Regions from separate parts of the Homo sapiens genome. Here region 1 is linked to region 2. The links are chromatin loops, found by intact Hi-C in ENCODE. Cell type or tissue: gastrocnemius medialis. All regions are shown on one strand. Each heading gives the region's core, and the rest is flanking DNA. Links, peaks and the distances in the headings are about the cores only.

Region 1 (8,000 bases), core at 1-8,000, 320 kb after region 2:
TTATGAGGATTAAATAAGAAAATATCCTACGCTTAGCTACACAGTAGCTGGTGTTTAGTAAGCACTCCATAAATGATAGCAATGAATATTATAAGAACCACCTCGAAGAGCATCAAATTTCTTCACATGTAAATTTCAGAATAAAATACCAAAATCCTGAATAATATGAATGATTACATCAGAAAACCCGTGTAAACTGCCAAGCAGAGTAAATTGCCTAGTCTTTCTTTCCCTAAATGTACAAGAACTGTAAAACTAATAATCCAGCACCATTTGGTATTTCATTATATAAACAAATTCTACACCTGGAAAAATCAAGCACAGAAAAGAACAGTAGCAAAACATAATTGATATCTAGTCAATAAAACCTAAAAGGAAATCTATAGGAACTGAGATTAATTGGCTCAAAGGAGCAACATTGCCAGGAAAGTCAATAGTCCAGACTGTTTGGAAGATGCTTAACTTTGCAGTCCTGTGTTTTCTCCATTCTTCACAGTTTTGCCCCAGCCACTCTATTCTTATCTCTCACCCTACTCCACCCAACCCTTCAGGAATTGTGAAAGGTCTAAGATTTTACTGTAATTGCAAATTAACAAGTTTATCTGCCATGGTTTCACGGATGCTTGCAAAAGATTCAAGACTGCTAGGTCAGAAGCAAAAGATTTTACTACTTAAAGCAACAAGAGTACCCAGAACATCAGCATTTGTGCCAGTTCCCTGAGCCCAGATTCCCACAGGTAATGTGAAAAGGGCCAAGAAGGTGACATCTGCACATGCGGAGGGGTTGTGTTACAGGAGAAGAACCCTGAGCTTAGGGAACCCAAATCTTTTATAATGGTCAGTAATCATGCTTAAACCTTGTTCTGGAAGGATTAATTGTGTTTGTTGTACTAGATAGTAAACAACCTACCCTCTGCTCTGCAGGGAGATACTACCTCTGTTGTCTAAGGGTATTCTCTATAAAATATCCTTTTTGAAAATATAGTACAGAATATAGTACAGAACAAAGGCACTGACTAGTCCCTCCGCTCACAAGATGCACAGAAACAAAAGACACCCAGCAGAATTGTCTCCCAATACCAACTAGGCACTCATGGAATGTTCTCCAATCCTCTCTCCCTGACCGCTCCTCTCAAGGTGTTCTGTAGTTAAATTAAGGAAATAGTAAACATAGTTTTTTAAAAAACTCCGTTTTTTTTTTTAAAGCAGAACTTCTCAGATCCTTTAACAACCGAATGTGGCTTAGTGAATCCCCAGCAGAAGGACACAGAATGCAGTGCTTCAAAACCCATTTTTTACAGAACATCTATTAATATCTCCCAGAAGAATATTCCTTGGATCACAGTTTGGGAAATCTGGGGAGAGTTTATAGCATATGCCCAACACCATCATTCTCTCTTGTACAAGGTTAGCTAATATTTTCCCATTTATTTCCTAGAATCCCAAATCCACGGGGAAGTGTTTACATAAAGAAATGCTCTTTAAAAGCATTAAGTTATTGAAGGCAAAACATTACAGAGTCCCTCTGTACAACAGAACCCTTTAAAATAATTGAGATAATGTAGGTAAAGTGCTTAGCAATAGCTGGCACTCAGTAAGTGCTCAAAAAATAGCAGCTATTATAAGTATTTGCCATTTTTATCATGGTGCATTTACAGAACCCTCTTTGTTGTAACACACTGAATTCCTATTATAAGTAAGCTGGTGTGGCTGTAGTAACATCGGGTCATGACTAGTGATTTTTCCTTCTCTAATTCTACTCCCGTACATTTTCCTACATGCAATGTTTCCGTTCTCTTCATGCCAATATTTTACTCCACAAACTGGACCTTATAAACTTCTTGGTTTATTTTAGTCTAAATTTGATAAATGTTACCTAAAGTCAGCCTTCCTTTTGGTTTTATTTTAATGTAAAAAATTAGATCCACATTTGTTTAGAACTAATTCTAAGTTTCTGTTTGTGCTTACTTTAGTTTGTTCTCTTTTAACATGATTGCCACTGTAAGGTCAAGCTGGATCTCATAAGTGAGCAGCAAAAGACACTGGCTTAGGTATCTGAAGCTCAACACTAAAATAAAATACAGCAAGGCCCACTTGGTATTTCAAAAGTAAGACAATAGCATCTCTGCTTAACTAGGTCCCAAAAGAAGTCTCTTAATTCCCCACTTCTTCCAACTCCTCTCATAACAGCGCCTTTAGTTTCTGAGCCTTTTAAGGAGGAAAGACCAGACACGCAAGCTGCTGTCCATTTCGACACAGCATCCATCACCTGACTAGACTGTCTCTCAAAAATGTGCCTGTTTATGAGAACACATGGACACAGGGAGGGGAACAACACACACTGGGGCCTCTGGAGGGGGCTGTGGGGGAGGGAGAGCATTAGGAAATACAGCTAATGCATGCTGGGCTTAATACCTAGGTGATGGGCTGATAAGTGCAGCAAACCACCGTGGCACACGTTTACCTATGTAACAAACGTGCACATCCTGCATATGTACCCTGGAACTTAAAATTAAAATAAAAAATTTTTTTAAAGTGTGCCTGTTTGTATTATCATCATACTTTAAAATAAGTAATGATAAAAATTAATAATAATAATTGAGCTCCACTGGATAAAGTGGGGTCTAAGTAGAAAGACTAACAATGGGATCTATAACTAGACTGTAAGTTTAGACATAGGGTTGGGAAGGGAGGAGAACTTCTCCATTTATGTAGAATGGTAGATAACAAAATGGCACAGGAATCAAAATAACCCAATACTCTTCTATGTGTTTACTGTAGATTAGAATGTCCTTAGATAAGTGGTTTTCCTCCTCACTGCTCAGTTTCTTGTCTGTAAAATAGAATGTGATCACTTCCCCTTTATTTCATACTTTAGGGGAAGAAGAGGTCAATAAACATTTTTAAAATATTAATTTATATCCAAAAAATCATAAACTTTTTAAATTTTTTTACCATAACATGATGGTGAGTATCTACTTGCACATCTGTTACTCTGAGTGATCAAATCTCTTAAGTTATAACAGGAACTTCAGTTACTCCATATTCTAGATCCTTCTTAAATAGCAGCTAAACAAGGAAGTACATTTCCATTTCCATTAAAAAAAATCTTATAATTATACGGCCATCAGTATAAAAGAAGAAACCCCCAAATAAGAAATTTCATTACACTATGGTCTGCATATTAAAATTTCCTACAAAATTCTGTTAAACCCTCTGCTTAAAGTCTTATTACATGTGCTTTTTTTAGATATTTTTAAATACCTGTTTCTGGTAACAGGAACTTTTTTAAAAGTTCATTTTGAGATATTCTCTTACTAGTGTAGTTCTCACACATTACAAGAGAGAAGGCTGCCAGGCATTTTCCTGGACCCTGCCTCAGAATCACCAGGGAACCTTTTAAAAAAAACATCTCTTCTCGTTTGAAATTTGGTGAGTCTAAGGGTGGAGCTCAGGAATCTGTATTTTTTAATGTTCCCCTCCAGACTGAACCCAAAGCAAATTTCAGAACTACTAAAGTGTCAAATGTATACATTTCAAGCAGCATCTAGCTGGCAGCAGAAAACTGTTCTTTGGAAAAGGAAGAGTTCTCTCCTTTTATAAGAATAGAAAGTAATCTTCTCTCTATTCTCTGGAAATGATAAGCCAAGTTTTCCTATATTCTTCCATAATCACCTTGCTGGAACCACTTGTTCTTCAAGCATGAAATCAAAAAGATAGAATTTTTTTAAATATACAATACACATAGTGTATGTGTGTGTTTTTCCAGCTACAAGGTGATGAGAAAAGCAAAGTTCATCATTAGTTAATGTCAAGTTTGAGACAGACTGTATTGCTGGTGGCCGGAGCAAAAAAATGCCACTGAGTAGCTGAAAACTCAAAAAGTGTCCTTTAAACCAATCAAGAAATTAATTGAAAGTTTAGTAAAATTTACTGAACTTTCTTTTCATTTTATTTGCTTCACTTCAAAAAGGAATCAAAGTGGTCCTTTCACTTTCCCACCTGGGAAAAAGCTTTACTAGTCAGACTTGTAATTTTAACCAAATCATGGCTACCCCCTGGTGGCTGCTTACCCCAATTACAAGGTTTTTAGAGAGGTTTAAATTAACATACTGAAAGAAGACTTCAAGTTTTGTCTTTGAAGAAGGAACAGAAACTAAATTTGGTCTCGAAATGTCCTGGTATGCTCATTCTTGTAAAGTAATGATCCCAGGCCTTTAATTTATTTCCTGGGGCACCTATAATTTCTGAAGTTTACTGACTCTGAATTGTGTTGCTGAAACAATGCAAGATTTTTAAATACTTTTTTTTTTTTGCTTTCTACATTTATATATTCTTCACACATCATATGAAAGGCCCTCTTAATCCTAGACCCTGCTACCAGAAGCACAGTGTGCACACCCGTGGGCCCTGACTCAAAAACCTTTGTTTTTCTCATCCCCTTATAGCTAGAAACACACACACACACACACACCCCCAAGGTATACATTTTCATTTTAAAATTCTATCTTTTTGATTTTGTGCTTGAAGAACCAGTGGTTACAGCAAGGTGATACATGCCTCCCCTGCTGTATTCCCACAGGCTCCAGGCTGCTCCTGACCCCAGCAGCAGAGGCAGATGTTCTCTGCTATGGAATCGGGTCCGCACTTGTGCTTTTGTGGTCAATCTTATCACGTAGCCAGGCCTGTTAATGTCTCAGCCCCTCAGCAGGTAGCTTCTGTAGTATCTTTAACATGGCTACAGCTTCCAATTTGGCTGACTTTCTACCTCCTAAATCAGCAAAGTGTTCCGATCCCTGGCACTCATGATCACTGTCCTGGCCTGTTTGGAAAGCGGCATTCAGTTCTGATAGAAGGGTCATTGACCTAGTCACCCCAAGTTCTCTTCCAGCCAGTATTCCTTCAGGGACATTCATGTGCCAGACATAATTCAAACAGATGTGCTCATATATAAACTAAGGCCAGGCACGGATGGCTCATGCCTGTAATCCCAGCACTTTAGGAGGAAAAGGCGAGAGGATTGCTTGAGGCCAAGAGTTTGAGACCAGCCTGGGAAACACAGCAAGACCCTGTCTTTATTTTTAAAAAATAAAAATAAAAAATAAACTGAACATTCGCATTTATTAATTATACTTTTCTTTAAAAATCTGATAGCTCTGTTTCTCTGGTAATTAGCTGTCTTCTCATTGTTGAGAGCCAAATATAATCTTTTGTGCTTCTATTCTTAAATTATCACATTATAAACAGAAGACATAATTATTATAAAGTAGGAATTTAAAGCAGGACAATCAAAAGTAATTGAATTGTGGTAGCTAGAAAGCAGGAAAAGTTGGGCAACTATTTTACTACTTAGCCAATATTCTTAAAAACACCAACACAATTAAAGTATCATCACTATGTAATCACAAACCACTAAAAAATATCACTTTCTCTCTAAAAATGGGCTAGAAGTTAGAAAGAGAAGCTTCTTAAAGTAAATCACCAACAGTAAGAAAAATCAGCTAATTCTGCTATGGTAAATATTTATTCTTTGTGGTACACATCAAATATACAGTGGTCTGCATCAGAATAATATTTATTCACAAAGTAAAATGAATTACTTACATGTTACTGTGAAGTAATATGTCACACATTTTTTAAAAGACAGGAGCATACCATACAAACATAACTGAAACTAGCAACCAGAGTTAACTATATTTACGAAAAGCTATAGCAGCTATAACCGTACATACAATTTATATTTACAAGAAAAAGCACTTTCCAAACAGTATGTACCTTATGACCCAATTTAAAAATATTTCTATTTCTTATTTATATTTATACATAATCCAACACATTCATAAATCTGGAAGGCTATATACTAAATTTAAACTATGATTTTCTGGGTGGTGCAATTAGGGTATTGTTTATTTTTATTCCCTTCCCTTTTCTGTATTTTCTGACAAAGAATTCTGATATTTAGTACTTGTGTACTTTTTTAAAAAGTTATATTGAAAAGAAAAGCAAGTAAAATACACCATGCTAATTTTCAAGTGTTATCTGGAGGTACCAACCATGTCCTTTCTTTAAGAAAGATCAGTGTTACTTAGTAAATTAGAGAATGCTTTTCTTGTTTGAGGCCTTCTCAGAGGATGGGGAGCAGGAGTGCACATAGAACATTGTTCCAAGATCTCTACTGTTTGTTTCCATCATTTTTAAAATCTTAAATCCCTCTATATCTCAACATTCCAGACTGACTAAGAAAAGACAAGAGTATGTTTTGCAATAACTAGCTTTTGCTGCACTCTGCTGGAACATTCCCTAATGTTCTGTACAAAATGATCAATAAAGTATGCCTAGGTCTTTGCTACATCTGGTTAAAACGTTCTCATGGAGGTTTATACATTTCTATGAATAATTAAGAATATTTTCAACTAACAAAATGGATATAGTTTACAAACATACACACCAAGTATCATCATGCTCACATATTAATAAATGGCTACACATGCAATAGTTGATTATGATGTATGACAGGGAGTATTTTTAAATGGTGTATGTTTTGCACTCCCTCACGACTAGATCTTTTTTCTTCTAAACAAATTCAAAGTTCTATCTTCAATCATGTAAAAGTCGCTGTAAATTCCTTGGACGTACCTACTTGGACTCACAGTTTGTAGAATCATTTGTTTACAGTAAAAAAAAAAAAAATTAAAAATCCTCACCAAATTAAAGCAGGCAGTTCTACAGTTTAAATAGCCAAATGACTTAAACCTGCTTTATCTAATGATCAATCCTTCCATTTCTACTCCTTTACTGCCTCCTCCAAAACACACCTGCAGTCAACATTCTGCATGAAGTTCTTTCGCTGAAAAGCAAATCAATTTGTGTTGGCCCAAGATGCCACAAAACAGTGTCTAGAGAGGCCTCGATGATACGGATGCAATGGAAAAGAATAGTGGCCGGCTTGTTTCAACAATCTTCCAAGGGTAGTGAAGAAAAACTTTCACCTTAGCAATGTCTTGGGAGTTGCAAACACAGAGCCTGGCAAGAATCCCAGCATACACAAAATACTTCTCAATTTTTACTAATACCTGCTAAAATTATGTTTTGGCCTGTCTGCCTGGAAAGAAAAGTCTGGAATGACCGCTTCTTTTGACTTTATAATCTGCATAAATCTCTCAAAGAGGGTTCACAGGAAAAGTTTCCATGGAACATTTCTTTTCCAAGAAAAAAAAGCAGTGGGCTCCTCAGCATCATCTCTGTCTCTGTGGATTTCTCGGCTATGCTATCAAACAAGAGTAGGGAAATGCAGGAGTCCCGAGGCCACAGAACCAAAGCACCTGCTGCATGGCTTCAGCATGGATTCCTGCCCAAACCTCGTAACAGTATCATCATAAGCCAGGTGCATACTAGTGTCCCCGTGTCTGGTGCTGGTCAGGCAGCAAACCCAGACCTCATTGCCAAAATAGTCAGGGTCTTGTTTGGCATAAGTGACTTGCTACAATACACAACACTGTGTTGTAGAGAAGACACTGACCTAGCAAAGGGAAGGGAGCCAGCACTGATAAGCCATTTGGAAGGGTCAGAACCGAAGCTCAGTCTTCAAATCCATTATCTCATGAAATCACACAATGGAATATCATCCCCATTTTACAGAAGATAAAAATGAGGTTCAGAGCACTTCAATAATCTGCCAGAGCTTACAAAGGTAGTCAGGGTTGAAAACCAGATTTGTCTGACCCCAAAATCTCTTTCAAAACCAACAAATTGTCTCAGAAACCCTGGTTCTTGTCCCATCTCAGTTATTAATAACGCAGAACTTTGGGCAGGTCATTGAATATTTGAGGCTTCTTTTTATTCTCCTGTGAAATGAGGTAACTGAACCTAATTTCCAAAACTTCTTCAAATTAAAAACTCCATTATTCTCAGGATCTGTTCATATCTTTCTTCCACCATCTGCCCCCACCACCACCAATTTTTTGTTTTCTTTTTTCTCTTTGATGTGACATAAAGATGTA
Region 2 (11,128 bases), core at 1,481-9,480:
ACAATGCTCACTACTTGAGTGATGGAATCATTCATACCCCAAACCTCAGCATCATGCAATATACCCGTGTAACAAGCCTGCACATGTACCCCCTGAGTCAAAAATAAAAGTTGAAAAAAACATTTTTATTTATTTATTTATTTGCTTTTTTTTTTTTTTGAGACAGAGTCTTGCTTTGTTGCCCAGGCTAGAGTGCAGAGGCTCAATCTCGGCTCACTGCAAGCTCCGCCTCCTGGGTTCACGCCATTCTCCTGCCTCAGCCTCCCGAGTAGCTGTGACTACAGGCACCCGCCACCATGCCCAGCTAATTTTTTGTATTTTTAGTAGAGACGGGGTTTCACCATGTTGGCCAGGATGGTCTCAATCTCCTGACCTCGTGATCCACCTGCCTCGACCTCCCAAAGTGCTGGGATTACAGGCGTGAGCCACCACGCTCGGCCAAAAGTTGAAATTTTTAATGCAGGTTTTACAGACACTCCCCAGAGATTGTGACTCAATAGAATGGGGTCCAGGAATCCAAAAAAGTTTTTGCCAGATGTCCCCAGGAGACTCTGATGTAGGTGGCCCATGGGCTACACTTTGAGAAGCACTCACTAAGCTTATATGGACAGAATCTTTTTATAGATTCTGCCTTCAGAACTCTCCCTTTGCAGCATCCTGCTGAGGGGGTGTCCCCTTCCCAAAGATGGCCACCAGGCAACACGGCCGCAGTGGCTGCCCGGTGCAGCGAGGCCATGGGACGCATTCCTCCAGCTGCTCTGGATCCCCTAGAGTGAGGCTTTCATCAGTTGGATTCCTGTCCTGGAGCTCAGCCAGTTCCAGGATAAGGGCCTGGGACACTGGGCTCTCGAATAGATTTTGATGCTGGGTTTGTTTGCTGATCTGTTGTTCTTGTTTATTTTTAAGACTTGAGGGTGTGTTTGAATCCTGAAAGGGACGTAATAAAGGGGAGAAGCTAAGATGAAGGAGGAGAGGGCCTTCCTACCTGAAGGAGGCCCCAAGAAGGCAGCAGAGAGGGATCTGAGCACAGTTCCTCCAGTGTGGTTAGGAGCAAGAAGTGGCGGATGAGCGTAGGGGCAAGTGAGAGCCTGGGCTCAGCAACAGGCTCCATCTGGCAGCTCCACTATGAGGCTGAAACTGAGGGAGGGTTCCAGTGGAACCAACTTTTAGAGAGAGTACAGGGAATGGAGGCATCTTGGTGAAGGAGGGAAGAGTGAGCTCTCTGGAAAAATGAAGTAAGTTTGCTGTACTCCATCGGGATCCCAGTTAGCATTGTTATTTCAGAATTTATGATGTTAAAAATTGACACAGTTGTGCAGATTTCCTCCGGCGATTTTCAGACGCCAGGAGAAGGTAGAGGATGGATTGATCCAGGGTTGGAGTCTTGCTAATTCCATTTTGGAAGGACAGAGATGCATAGGAATTTAATATGTAAAAGATTAGTTTTATGAAATCTGAACTGAACAATAAAGACAGGAGGCAGGTGATGGATAATGAGAAAATGTATATATGGGGAGCTGGTCAAAGGTCCCAATTAATTCTAAGAGCAATTGAAGATGGAAGGGGTGTTGAATAGACGGCTGGAGAGGAGAAGAGGCTAAGTTCAAGAGTGGGATGTTTGTTTTCTATGGAGAAGTTCCCGGAACTGACAAGGATCAGGATGTGACCATGGGAGGAAGCTGCTGAAGTTGGATAGAAGAGGAAAAGATGACATAGTCCCAGAACAGAGAGGATGGTGGATGGGTTAGTTGCTTGAAAGTGATTTCTATGGTAAGCGAACCACTTTCTTACCATTGTGATTTCTATTAGGTATAATAACCGAAATGGATAATTCCACCCCAAACTATTACAGAGGCGATGGCATTGCATCAATGTGAGACATGCTTCTGGGGAGAGCGTGGTTCATGTCCCTTGCCCAGGGAGGATGGCATAGTATAGAGAATTTGCTCCTCTGTTCTCTATCGTCATTTTGAAGGACTCTGAATGGTATAAAAATGATTAGCCCCTATCCCTCACTTTAAAAATGGAATTTTACCATAGCTTAGCCTAGCCTGCCTTAAACGTGCTCGGAGCACTTACATTAGCCTAGAGTTTGGCAAAATCATCTCACACAAAGACCTTTTTATAAGAAAGTGTTGAATATCTCAAGTAATTTATTAAATACTGTACTGAAGGTGAAAAACAGAATGGTACCCAAAACACTGTTTTTACCGACTTCACCTTATGTTCCCACCATCATAAAGTCAAAAATCGTAAGTTGAACCATCGTAAATTGAGGACTGTCTGTGTACAATTTTTGTTGGTTAAAAATAAATAATCATAAAGAAAAAATAAAAATGGATTTTTATTTCTTAGTGTCAAAAATTTAGAAGATAAACGCAAGGAAAAAGAAACAGAGAAAATGAAAAACTGTGTATCGTATATTACTCAAAATATCACCTTATGAAGAAAACCACTATGTACATTTTAATGTATATAATTCTAGGATGTGTGTGTGTACACTTGTGTGCATTTTTTTAAAAAAATAAAATTATATTGCATAGTAATATGCTTGTCTCATCTGTTTAGTTATAAATGGATTCCCATGTCAGTAAAAAATCATCCAACATGGTTTATTTTTACATTGTTTTCTTCAACATGATTTTTAGTGTCTATCCTACTTCATAGGTAAACTACAATTTCTTCAATCCCCTATTTTCTCATTTTTAGACATTAGAAAAAATGCAATGATGAACATCTTTGTAAGTACATCTTTGGACACACCCATGATTATTTCCTTCAGTGAATTTTCTAGAAAGAGTCTTCCTCAAGGCCATACTTGTCTTGATGTGTTTTTACACAGCCAAACTGCTATGCAAGAAGGTTGTATCAATTTAGAAATATCAGAAGTGCCAGTTTCTACACACCCTCACAGGTATGAGGCATTATTCCTCTTTGGAATTAGTCTCTGTAATCTTTGCCAATCTGATAGCTGGAAAGTAGCATTGCATTTTTATTTACATTTTATGGATTCCCTGGGATGTTGAACATCATCTCACACAGATGCATTCCTGGCCCCACCTTCACCCCTTCCCAAACTACTTTTCCCAGCCTGAACTTTGGAATTTTGCCCTGAACGTACACTGAAGAACACTCTGAAGAAGAGTCCCACAAAGTGTGTGCTTGTATTCACTATAAAAATGTTATGGAGGGTTGGGATCATCAGGAAAGATGTCTTTTTCTAGGACCTTTTTTACTGAGAGGAATAGGCTGCTTCTGAATATCCATTTTATTTTCATCTCATTGATGCTGTGGAATGTGTAGTTCACTCAAGTCTATTCCACATGCCTTCCTGGGTACCAAGCCGACCTCTCTCTTGTCTCCTTGTTGTCTTTCCAATCTTTATTTTTCCTTTGTCATATTTTCTGCAACTATTTCTAATTTGATTGCTTCTTGCTTCTTGGGCATTTATGCAACACAGGGTGTAAAGAGATAAAATATGGTAATTGATGGGTTGATTATGGAGTTTTACGATGGGTACCAACCCCATACCTTGGCAGACACTGATACTGAGCTAATGTGGAGCTTCCCAGAGTTTTGTGCATTATGGTACACACAGAAAATGATGATGTTGGTATGACTCATTCAGGAAAAAGGAGGAGATTCCAGAGCCAGAGGAGATTGTTGAGGGATTCTATTCCCACCCCATCCCATTCCCTAAGGCGTGGGAAGACCATTGGTGGCATACAAGTTGAGAAGCCCTGGACCAGTGGAACAAAGATACTTTACTAAAGTAAAGCTAATAAAAGTAAATTCTTTCCCGACTTGTTCCTACTTCAAAAGAAATGCTTTTTTTCCCCTCAGGTAAATGTATATTATTTCAATATACTATAAAGAAAACGAGAATGATTCCCTAGTATGGAAGTTACCTACAGACCGCTGCTACCCTTACGTGCTTCTAGAATTTCTGTTCACCCATGTCCTTTTCCTTCTTTTCTTCCATGCTTTTTTTTTTTTTTTTTTTTTTTTTTGAGACAGTGTCTCACTCTGTCACCTGGGTTGGAGCACAGTGGCACGATCTCGGCTCACTGCAACCTCCACCTCCCAGGTTCAAACAATTCTCCTGCCTCAGCCTCCTGAGTAGCTGGGATTACAGGAGCCTGCCACCACACCCAGCTAATTTTTTTTTTCTATTTTTAGTAGAGACGGGGTTTCACTGTGTTGGTCAGCTGGTCTCAAACTCCTGACCTCATGATCTGCCTGCTTCAGCCTCCCAAAGTGCTGGGATTATAGGTGTGAGCCACCACGCCCGACTCCCATGCTTCTTTAAAAGCATCCAATCCCTTCTCAGAGCCTCAAGATGGCACCTTCTATTCATGGAGACCCTGGAATCTTTGGCTCTGCCTCTCCTAGGCTGGCTCCCGGGTGTCCTTTTCCTTCTGCTCCAGGCTCCCGGTCCTGCCTTTCTCTCTGTCTTCACCATCTCTTGGGTCCCTTCCTTCTGCCTCCGCCCAGACTAGGATTCAGACACCTCATCTCAATGTCTTATCTCACAGTGGCAGAGAGGACTCAGATGTTCGCCGTGCGTGTTTCAGTTTTCTGGACACAAGGCTAAGCTGCCTTTCCTGGCATGCCTGTATCTAGGTGGGGCACCACAGAGGGTCTCACCATAGCATGTATGTAGGGCTGGCTATGTCACTGCTGGGCCCAAGGAGTTCAGCACGTGTGTCTTCTTTACTCTCTCTCTTCCCCCATCTGCCAGCTGGACCACAGCAAGGTGACATTGAAGTCCCATTCTGGACATGGCAAAGCCACACAGTGGGAGAAGAATGAAACCCTGAATGACTGCACAGGGTAGGGCTCCCCACTAACTGCACTGAGCTGTGACATGGTAGAGAGATAAATGTATGTAGTTTAAGATAATCAAAATTCAGGGAGTTGCCTGTTATAGCAGTTAGCATATGCTAATTATGTACTCATTTTTTCTTCTGTTTCTAAAGAAAGGAAAAGCAGGCCCTTCTAACTTTTTCATTTTAAGATTATGATTACCAGTCACCAGGGTATATACCCCAGATACAGGTTTTTGTTTTTTTGGTGTTTTTTTTTTTAAAGGGCAAGGGAGGTTTTGGAATTATTAAATTCTTAGAACAGTGTTTCGCAGAGGGCACTTTGTGGAACACTAGTTCCCCCAGGAGTACATAGCAAAATTTAGAAAAGGAGGTTCTATGGCTTAATAATATTGGGAAATGCCGAATTAAAGGCAGTGGGCTTCTTTGCTACAGGCCTTCTCAGGGCCTTTGATAGACAGTTGTACATTGTCTCTCTCCACAAGGGGGCTCTGTTGAACATATTTGTCTCAACCCAGAAGACTAAAGAGCAAATTGGAGCAGAGCAAGAACTGGCTCCTTTCAGAGTGAAATTGGTACCTCTGGGTACCTTTAGAAGTAGAAATCACATTCTGCTGGGACCCTGCCCCAGCCTAGAGTGATTCACCTAAAGCAGATCTTTTAATGACCCCTCCCCCATAGCAGAGGACCCAATCTAGGGGCGCCTGTTCCATCATCCACCTCCTCATGTTGCATCAAACCCACCAAGGTGATGGTGGTACCACGGTCCCTGGTGAAAGCAACAAGCCCCTCCCACCTCAGGGCTGCTGGCGTGGAACCATCATGGCCTCTTCCCAGGAAGGCAAAGAAAAGACAGTCTCCAATTGCCCAACAGCTACTGCAGTTGAATAGTTGATGTGGTATAGCTAAAGGGAAGGTTGGTAAGAGTCATACCATGTGTGATATGAAGGGAAAGATTGAGGAAGGACAACCAAGTCCTCAGTAGAACAGAGGAAACCAAGTCAGCATGACAAGCATCGGATTGTGTACTTAGTGACAGTCTAGAGAGGGCAAGAGGTGTTGTTGCCCAAATTCCATATGAGCACATTAGCAGTCAACCGCCTGCAAGCCTTCCAGTAAATAGAGTGCAGCCTTGCGTCAATTTCTGAGAGAAAGACTGTCCGAACTTGCTCTGAATCACATCCAACTGAATGTTGTAACCCTACAGTCTTCAAGCCTCAACACTAACTCTAAACTGTATCACTTGCCCCTGCCTGAAACCCGAGATTCCATTTCCTGCCATGATTGCAGCACACAGAGCTCAGCAGACAAGTTGCTTGTAAGACACTTTTAAGACAAACTAAATGAGCATTTTAGGTTTTAATCTCATCTGGAAGATGGCTAGCACCAACACCAGGAGAAATCTCTGTCAGCTTAAACCAGAGGAGTCAATGTTGTCCCAAGAAAGGAAGCAGAATAAGGCCTGCCCTCAGTGGCACTCACCAGTGACTCCCCCATCTGTGGCACACTAACGGAGCAAAAATGCCAGCTGGCATTATAGAAATCATCCAACACCCAGGACCCTGGACTGCTCCTTGTGTACTTAAGAACTCAAGTCATCGTCTACCTAGATTTGGCAGGGAAAACTGAATGTCCAGGCTGAAACTGTACCTTTCATCTCTCTAGATACCAAAGGCCAGGCATTCATGCTCCTCAAAGTCAAACCACGCCTCAGTACCAGCATCATCCATGAATCCAGCCTCTGCCAGGGAGAAACAGTGCCTGGAACAGCTGCTGGGCCTTCACCAGTCTCACTCTCCCCACCGCTCTACCTCCTTTATTTGTGTTTCCCACAGTACTGGACACACCAAAGCACAATAGATCCCTGTCAAATGAGTGAAAACCAGGTGAAATACATGGAATAATGCCTTGACCAACTCTAGCTCCAACCAAAGTGCTGACAGTCTCTTTTGCTCCCCTTGGTGTCTTCATTGGATCTCCTAATTGTTCTCCAGCATCATCCTCTCTGAGTATATGTTACAGACACAGTTCCCAGGCCTGCCATTAGACATTCAGAAGTAGAGGCAGAGGGGAGAGCCCAGGAATCTGTATTCTGAAGCCTCTGCCCAGGAGACACTCTGCACATAGAGTGTGAAGAATGCTGCCCTAGGTTCCTACTCCCGGCAGCCTTCCTTCCATCCGGAGTGAACTGCAGACCTGCCCACACCCACTCACTTCCTGCTTCCCTGAGGACGCCCATTCGCAGGCTAGCCTCTCTCCTCTCTACCACTGCCAAACCAGAGAGCTCTGGTCTCTGAGAAAGGAGCACACCCTTCCCAGTCTTGCCCATAATCCCACCTCTACTGCCCCACCAGGCCATCGCTGCTGCCCACGTGTGCTGTCAGATGAGATTCTGCTGCTTCCCCTCCATGTGAGAGATCACACTCAATGTCCCCATTCTTAAAAAAAAAAAAAAAAAAATTCAGGTCTGTCTTCCCTTCACCACCAAACCCATTAACCTCCTGCCTACCCTGGTCCTCCTTATTCCCCACCTCCCCCTTACTCTCCAGTCCTGCCTGCCTTCCTGCACCACTCTACTGGACCACCTGCAGCATCTGTCATGAAAATGATGCTGTGTTACACCCAAAGGGTGCTTTATAGCTCATGAAACACTTTCACATATGTTTTGTCATTTGAACCTCATGACTCTGAAAAAAGCATGCAATATCTCAGTCCCAAACTTCAGGCTAGATGATCGTACCACCTTCCCCATGTTTGCCATATCCTTTTGTCCCTCAGTTACTTACTAAGCATTTTTCTTAAATAGACTCACCTATTTTAACAAATTTATTTTGAAAGAAAAATGTATATTGTTCTTATTAATAATCAGTATCATTGGTCTTAAATAAGAGGCACTAGTATAAAGAAATTCAGTGAAAACAAAACATTGTTGTTCAATTTTAAAGTCAGAGACTGTGGCCTGTGGCTGAAGGTGAACTCCTGAGCCCCTGGAGAAAGTCAGCTCTCTGGTTTCCCCCACTGCTCCCACCCAGAGGAGGAAGGCTCACTCCACCTACTGAGCTTCCTCCTGGCCCTTCCAGGTCCATAGAGGCCTGTCTCACTCACAAGGGTCAACATCAACCCTTCCCCTGTCCCCAGATGCCAGACTTTTCCCAGGACCTAGTCCCAGACACTGCTTTCTAACCACTGTCCAACCCACGAGGAGGAGGCTCCACCCCAGTCCCACCCATAAGGATCTCAGCGGAGCCTCACGCCCAGGTGCCCACAGATTTCTTTGATGGCCCATAGGAGAGGCAAGGAATGGGGCATTGGGAGGACATAGTGGGGGCCACGCTTGAGTGACCACGTTTCCCGCATTTCCTTTGTAAGTCTAGCCAGAAACGATTTCCTGACAAGGCTTAGAGCCCACAGTCCATTCACATTTTGTCTTAAAATAAGGATGCTGCAGGCATTGTGAAAAACAGTACGGAGGGTCCTCAAAAAATTAAGCGTAGAACTACCATTTGATCCACCAATTTCACTTCTGGACGTGTACACAAAGAAATCAAAAGCAGGGCCTTGAAGAGGTATTTGTATGCCCATGTTCATAGCAGCATTATTCACAAAATCCAAAGGCGGAAATAACCCGTGTCCTGGATAGTTGAATGAATAAGCAAAATGTGGTCAATCTGTACAATGGAATATTATTCAACCTTAAAATGATAGGAAATTCTGACACATGCTGCAACATAGATTAACTTGAAGATATTACGTGAAGTGAAAGAAGCCAGATATAAAAGGGCAAGTATTATACAATTCTACTTATATGTGATACCTAGAGTAGTCAAAGTAATGGAGACAGAAAGTATTAATGGTGGTTGTCTGGGGCTGGGGAAGGGGGGATGGAGAATGATTATTTAATGGATATAGAGTTTCAGTTTGGGTTCATTAAAAAGTTCTGGAGATAGGCCAGGCGCAGTGGCTTATGCCTGTAATCCCAGCACTTTGAGAGGCTGAGATGGAAGGATTGCCAGGAGTTCAAAGTTGCAGTGAGCTATGATCACACTACTGCACTCCAGCCTGGGTAGGAGAGCGAGACCCTGTCTCAAAAAATAAAAAAAAGTTCTGGAGATAATGATAATAATTGTACAACAATGTGAATGTACTTCATGCTACTGAACTGTACACCTAAAAATGGTTAAAGTGGTGATTTTTATATTATATGTATTTTATATTATATATATTTTATTTATCACAATAAAAATTGAGCTCAGCAGTTAATTATTGCAAAGCCATTACAGTCATACTAACATCAAATTGAAACTTTGTATTTCACCAAATTTGAACTGAAAAGCAGATTACTTTCTTACTGTGTGATTCAATATTATTTTGAAGGTCACATTCCAGTATCTTCAAAACCACCAACTGATTTTGGTATGTTTACCAAGTTTGGGGAAACACTCTAATGTCTTACACAGTTATTACACAGGTAAGAACAGTAATAATGAATCCCAGACATAACAGATGTAGTAAGTGGATTCCCCAAGGTCACACATAGTAAATGGCTCGGTAGAGGCTATTCTGATTCCTGACTTGATGTCAGTTCCATTAATCCAGAGTGTTCCTTCGCCTTCCTCCTCTTCTTCTCTTTTGGCATCCAAGACTGAACTCGTTTTGTTTTTCTCCTTCCCGTTTTTCTTTCTCTATTTTTTGTGGGTTTTCTTAAATTAATAGACCTCATTTTTTAGAGCAGTTTTAGGTTTACAGAAAAATTGAGCAGAAAGCACAGAGAGTTTCCACATAACTCCCCCTTACCCCTGCCAACTTCCCCATTATTAATATCTTGCGTTAGCATGGTACGTTTGTTATAATAGATGAGCTAATACTGATACAATATTATTAAAGCCCACAGTTTACATTACGGTGCACTCTTTGTCTTGTCCATTCTTTTGGTTTTGACAAATGTATAATGACAGGCATCCACCACTACAGAATCGCATCGTTCCACTGCCCTAAAAATCCCATTTGTTTCTCTTGATTCGCCCAAGTTTAGAGATTTCCCAGAGTTCTGGCCCTCTCCTCTTTCTCTCCTTGCTTTACTTGGGCAGAAAATGCCCTTGGGGGATCCCTTCCTCCCCACATTTCCAGGGATCACTTCCATCTTGACAACTCTCCGAGCCACCTCCCTGCTGGCCTGCTGCCCAGCACCACTGGGATGTGGAAGAAACCCCACTGTATTGTGTGTCTCTGCCCCCCACCCCTGACCACCTATTTCTCTTAATGACAAGCCATCCTCCTAGTCACCTCATCACCCTGGAATCAACTTTGACTCTTCCCTTCTTATCCTTTGAGGGAGAGGCCTTAAAAGGGGGCAGGGGGCAGTGACAGGTTAGAGTCATGTTTGCGATGATTGTAGACTCTCTGGCTGCGGGAATCTATCTTCAAGTCCTCTGACCCATGCAAGGTGAATGGCAAAAACAATGACCTGGTGAGCCAGCAGCCACTTTCACAGAAGAAGTGCTTCTTTGTAGTCAACCCACGAAAGACCCCTCCCTCTATTTTCACATCAAACAGGTCTTTCCCTCCCCACCCCCTCGGCTGCCTTTGATGTCTCTCTTCTCTGACCCAGGTCTTGGCACTGGTGGGAAAGAAGCTCAGGATGAGACAAGATTTGCTGAACACCAATAGAATGATTGAGCTTATTCTCTGAGGGAAACGTTCGAAGAATTTATTAAAGGTTTATTTTAAATATAAACTCATCAATTTAATAAAAATGTACTGTACAAGGCTAAGTCTGACCCAATGTTTGCCCTCAAGTAATTCACTGAAGAGTTGAGGAGAAACCTACGTAAATAAGGAATGAAAATTCAGTGTGATGTACTGTGTAATTATAGAAGTCAGAAGATGACAAAGGAATGTATTGGGACTAGGATTGTGTCCAGGTGCACGTAGCAAGAAACAGTGACATAACCAAATAGGAGTCATTTTTCCCAAATAACAGAAAGTGCAGAGCTATGTAGTCAGTCCAGGGAGGTAGCACCAGAAGCTCCATTAAGCCATCAGGTCTCAAACTCCCTTTATCATTCCCCCCCACCATCCGTCATTTGTGACTTTCATCTTTATGCCTATAAGATGACTGCTTGCACATCCAGACATCGAATGTGGGTTGTGGGCATGAAAAACAGCTAACAGTGAAGGTCAAAAGGCATGTACCAAGTGAGACTGTCTCTTTTAACCAGGAAATTAAGAGCTGTTCAGGAAGCTCCACCCAATAGACATCCACATACACCTCATCGGCTAGAATGATGTCATGGGGCCACCAG

What was found. Hi-C counts contacts between places; a loop is a spot of excess contacts. Peaks named below come from ENCODE experiments on the same cell type or tissue, not always from the same donor. Only the 100,000 strongest peaks of a DNase experiment are listed, where the experiment ranks them.
Region 1: it touches region 2 in a loop (3-fold over the local background); 8 of 110 quality-filtered maps call a loop at or near these places.

The regions. Positions count from the first base shown.
Region 1 is chr7:33,419,870-33,427,869 of GRCh38, reverse strand. All of the region lies in intron 19 of BBS9 (Bardet-Biedl syndrome 9), which reads right to left. Among named protein-coding and RNA genes, the nearest start is that of BBS9, 290 kb to the right of the region's middle. In gastrocnemius medialis, for the core only: a CTCF peak has its summit at 4,049 (motif pointing left); a DNase peak (open chromatin) is centred at 2,309.
Region 2 is chr7:33,738,640-33,749,767 of GRCh38, reverse strand. No RefSeq gene overlaps it. Among named protein-coding and RNA genes, the nearest start is that of FLJ20712, 18 kb to the right of the region's middle. In gastrocnemius medialis, for the core only: a CTCF peak has its summit at 5,305 (motif pointing right); a DNase peak (open chromatin) is centred at 6,067; H3K27ac peaks cover 976 bases.